Regions from separate parts of the Homo sapiens genome. Here region 2 is linked to region 1. A link is an interaction called in ENCODE POLR2A ChIA-PET data of the cell type or tissue named here. Cell type or tissue: Panc1. All regions are shown on one strand.

Region 1 (2,500 bases):
TCTACTGAAATTTAAGATTCCACCAGATGATGCTCAGATTTAGACGATGCTAGAGTAAGACACTACTGGGTGATGATTTCAAAGTATGAGCTGCAGGTAAAATCTAAAAGGACATACATAATAACAAATGTTTTCTAATTTAAAAGACATATAGTAAATATCCATGAATTAACTCACACAACCTACTTACAAACAAAACTAGAATAAACAAAACTTGTAGGAACCAACTCCAGTTGATTTCGCCACTTAGCGGGAGCAAGTTCTCAGGCGGGTCATTTTATTTAAGGATGACTTGAAATTTTACAAGACCACCTTAGCTCCCACATACGAAAACTCTTTAAGAATTTTTTTTTTATCAACTAGAAGTTGGGGAAAACACACCGAGAAATAAAATGATACAGCTCCTCACACATTTGAAGGCCCATGTCATGCCTAAATTTCTACCGATTTAACTTAAGAAGCTCCTCGCCCTGAGAGATTCCTTTATCCCACAACACTTGACTCAGATGGGGCAGAGGGTCCCAGGACACTACCCAGGCCACAAGATAAAAACACAACCTGTCTCCTCCGGCACCACTATCAGGGATTTCTTTTGGCTTACTATTAAAATAATTATTGAACCTTAATCAAGAGTGCTCTCAACTGAGAAAGTGTGAAGCTTCTGATCTGACATAATGCATATGCCTGAGTTAGATTTCCTACTTTACTGAATATAACTTCTTTTCTATCCTTCATCATTCACCACTGCTTCAACGTTCTGTCACAAAGAAATTCTCAGTTCTACAAATTGCTACTGAAAAGAATAATTGCAACAGATTAAACATATCACTGTGTTTCAATACATAAGTTCATGTTGACATAAAATAATTATCAGCCACCTTAGGGGGATGCTAGGAACTCAACTTGTTCTTCTGCAAAAAGGCAAATAAAGTCAAAGGATCAAGGCGGTATTCTGCCTTTCCTATGCAAAAAGGACTGCCCAGTAACCCATAGCTCGAGAAGGCTCTCTTTAGATAGGTGGACTCCAGCTAATACACGAGGAAGGAATGCTAGACCTGAAAGTCACCATTTTGCCGTCCCTAATCTCAGCCCTGATGTAGTGGCTGCTAACATCACAAAAGACAGCCTCTGTCCCTTCTAATCCAAGACCACACACAGCAGCACTTAGGAGAGTTCTTGCCAAAACAATCTTGAATCTGATCAAACCTCTAGATCTAAATGACAACTTAAAGCAAATACAAGGACAGAGGCTCACGTTCAACAGCACCATGGGGACACGGTACGACCCAGACTGGGAAATCGTAGATGGCAAAGGACAGGCTCATCAATAGATTTCAAAATGAAAAGAAGAAGAGAGGCAGAACTCATAGGTTAAAAAAAGTTCACATTTTGAGATGGATGTTAAATGATAATAAAACTTGAGATATATCCATAAACAAAATGTATGGACCTTAGATCCTATAAAACATCCAATCTTTTATTCATGCAAACAGACATTTGTGTAACAAATTATGTAAGAGGCAATCAGGGAAAGCAGAACACTGACCCATAACTGGGAAGTATTAATAGTAAACTCTTAAGTTTGTAATGGCTCTTATTGGTCCTTATGTTTTGTTTTTAAAGAAATTATTTTAGGAACAGGGTCTCACTACGTTGTCTAGGCTGGAGTGCAGTGGCTTTTCTTTCTAGGCTGGAGTGCAGTGGCGCGATCTTGGCTCTGCACTGCAGCCTGCCTCTGGGGTTCACGCGAGCTTCGCCTCTGGGGTTCACACCATTCTCTGCAAGCTTCACCTCTGGGGTTCATGCCATTCTCCTGCCTCAGCCTCCTGAGTAGCTGGGACTACAGGCGCCCGCCACCACGCCCAGCTAATTTTTTGTATTTTTAGTAGAGACGGGATTTCACCATGTTAGCCAGGATGGTCTCGATCTCCTGACCTTGTGTTCCGCCCATCTCAGCCTCCCAAAGTGCTGGGATTACAGGCGTGAGCCACCGCATCCGGCCACTGCAGTGGCTTTTCACAGGCACAATTGTAGTGCACTGCAGCCTGAGCTGAAGGGATCCTCCTGCCTCAGCCTCCTGCCATGTGCCATCACACCTGGTTTTGTTTTCTTTTGAGACAGGTTCTTGCTCTGTTGCCCATGCTGGAGGACAGTGGTGCCATCATGGCTCACTGCAACCTCCGGCCTCCCAAGTTTGAGCAATTCTCCTCCCTCAGCCTCCCTAGTAGATGGGATTACGGATGTGCGCCACCATGCCTGGCTAAGTTTTGTATTTTCAGTAAAGACGGGGTTTTGCCATGTTGGCCAGGCTGGTCCCAAACTCCTGGCCTCAAGTGATCCGCCCGCCTCAGCCTTCCAAAGTGCTAGGATTACAGGTGTGAGCCACTGCACCCAGCCACACCTGGCTAATTTAAAAAAAAAAATTGTTCTTTTTTGGTAGAGATGGGGTGGGGATCTCACTGTGCTGCCCAGGCTGCTTTCCAACTCCTGGGTTCAAGTG
Region 2 (2,500 bases), 58 kb before region 1:
ATGTGCCACCATGCCTGGCTAATTAAAAAACATTTTTTTTAGAGATGGGGTCCCACTATATTGCCCCGGCTTGTCTTGAACTCCTGGTCTCAAGTGATCCTCCTACTTCTGCCTGCCAAAGTACTGGGATTACACGCAGGAGCCGTCGTGCCTGGCCCCCAGTTTTTTTCTTAATGTGTTTGTCTTTTTTTTTTTTTTTTTTGAGTTAGAGTCTCGCTCTGTCTGTTGCCCAGGCTGGAGTGCAGTGGCACGATCTTGGCTCACTGCAGCCTTCGCTTCCCGAGTGCAAGCAAGTCTCCTGCCTCAGCCTCTGGAGTAGCTGGGATTACAGATGCCCGCTGCGACTCCCAGCTAATTTTTGTATTTTTGGTAGAGACGGGGTTTCACCATGTTGGCCAGGCTGGTCTCGAACTCCTGACCTCAGGCGATCCACCCACCTCAGCCTCCCAAAGTGCTGGGATTACAGGCATGAGCCACCTCACCCGGGTGTTTGTCTTTTGACTTAAATTTTTATGTGGTCCTTATATTTATGGCCTTTTGGGTTATATATTTTGTTTAGAAACATTTCCTCTTAAGGCCGGGCGCGGTGGCTCACGCTTGTAATCCTAGCACTTTGGGAGGCTGAGGCAGGTGGATCACGAGTTCAGGAGTTTGAGACCATCCTGGCCAACATGGTGAAACCCCGTCTCTACTAAAAATACAAAACATTAGCCGGGTGTGGTGGTGGGCGCCTGTAGTCCCAGCTACTTGGGAGGCTGAGGCAGGAGAATGGTGTGAACCCGGGAGGCGGAGCTTGCAGTGAGCCGAGATCCCGCCACTGCACTCCAGCCTGGGCGACAGAGCGAGACTCCGCCTCAAAAAAAAAAAAAAAAAAAGATTTCCTCTTAAATCATTTTTTTTAAAAACTCAAGATGCCTGGCAGTTTAGGAACTGCAAAGCAAAACTACAGTGAGTTAGCACTTCCTACTCACTAGGGTGGCTATAATTAAAAATTAAAGAAACAACAACAAAAAAACAGGTGATACAAAATGGATAACTAGGATGTGGAAAAATCAGAACCCTCCCACACTGCTGGTGAGAATGTAAAACGGTGCGACCTCTGCAGGAAAACATTCTTGCAGCTCCTCACACAGTCAAACCGAATTACCATATGACCCCACAGTTCTACCCTGAGGCACATACCTTGTAGACATGAAAACATGTCCACAGAACAGCCTACACATGAATGTTCATAGCAGCATTATTCATAATAACCCGAAAATGAAAACAATCTGAAGGTCCATCAGAAGGTGGAAACGAGGCTGGGTGCGGTTGGTCATGCCTGTAATTGCAGCACTTCAGGAGGCCAAGGCAGGAGGATTGCTTGAGGCCAAGAGTTGAATGCCAGCCTGGACAACATAGTGAGACTCCATCTCGAAAAAAAATTTTTAAAAATTGCTGGGTGTGGTGGCACATGCCTGTGGTCCCAGCCATTTGGGAGGCTGAGGTGGGAGAATTGCTCGAGCCCAGGAGTTTGAGGCTACATTGAGCTGTGATTGTGCCACTGCACTTCAGCCTGGTCAAAGAGCAAGAACCTATCTCAAAAAAAAAAAAAAAAAAAAAAGAGTGCAAATAGGCCAGGAGTGGTGGTGCGCCCTTCTAATCCCACCTGCTTGGGAGGCTGAGGTGGGAGGATCGCTTAAGCCTGCCAGTTGGAGGCTACCATGCACCATGACAGTGCCTGTAAACAGCCACTGCACTCCAGGCAACATAGTGAGACCCCCACCCCACCCCAAAACAAAAGTTACAGTAAAAAGTTGGAAGCTGGGCCTGGTGCAGTGGCTCATGTCTACAATCTCAGCACTTCGGGAGGCTAACGTGGGTGGATTACTTGAGGTCAGGAGTTTGAGACTAGCCTGGCCAACATGGCAAAACCCGTCTCTACTAAAAATACAAAAATTAACTGGGCGTGGTGGCGGGTGCCTCAGCAGGAGAATCACTTGACCCTGGGAATTGGAGGTTGCAGTGAGCGGAGATTACACCACTGCAGAGTGAGACTCCGTCTCAAAAAAAAAAAAAGAAAAAAAGGGCCGGGACTGGTGGCTCACGCCTGTAATCCCAGCACTTTGGGAGGCCGAGGTGGGCCGATCACCTGAGGTCAGGAGTTTGAGACCAGCCTGACCAACATGGAGAAACCCCGTCTCTACTAAAAAAAAATATATATATATATAAAATTAGCCGGGTGTGGTGGCACATGCCTGTAATCTCAGCTACTCGGGAGGCTGAGGCAGGAGAATCACTTGAACCCGGGAGGCAGAGGTTGCAGTGAGCCAAGATCATGTCATTGCACTCCAGCCTGGCAACGAGAGTGAAACTCTGTCTCACAAAAAATTTGGAAGCAACCCAGTTGCCCATCATTTGATGAATGGAAAAAAATAATCTATACAGCGGAGTGCTCTTCAGTTATAAAAAGGAATGAGGTGCTGATACATGCTATATGTGGATGAACCCCAAAGACTTT

The links. ChIA-PET counts read pairs that join two places held together with the same protein. Peaks named below come from ENCODE experiments on the same cell type or tissue, not always from the same donor. Only the 100,000 strongest peaks of a DNase experiment are listed, where the experiment ranks them.
Region 2: POLR2A ChIA-PET joins it to region 1 with 8 read pairs; 5 of 35 experiments call an interaction of 5 or more read pairs at or near these places.

What each region holds. Positions count from the first base shown.
Region 1 is chr16:3,647,783-3,650,282 of GRCh38, reverse strand. It overlaps a transcript of DNASE1 not described here. Among named protein-coding and RNA genes, the nearest start is that of DNASE1, 5.7 kb to the left of the region's middle. In Panc1, no CTCF peak of the experiment used is centred here; no DNase peak of the experiment used is centred here; H3K27ac peaks cover 357 bases.
Region 2 is chr16:3,705,560-3,708,059 of GRCh38, reverse strand. The region is part of intron 1 of TRAP1 (TNF receptor associated protein 1); the gene reads left to right. Among named protein-coding and RNA genes, the nearest start is that of TRAP1, 11 kb to the left of the region's middle. In Panc1, no CTCF peak of the experiment used is centred here; no DNase peak of the experiment used is centred here.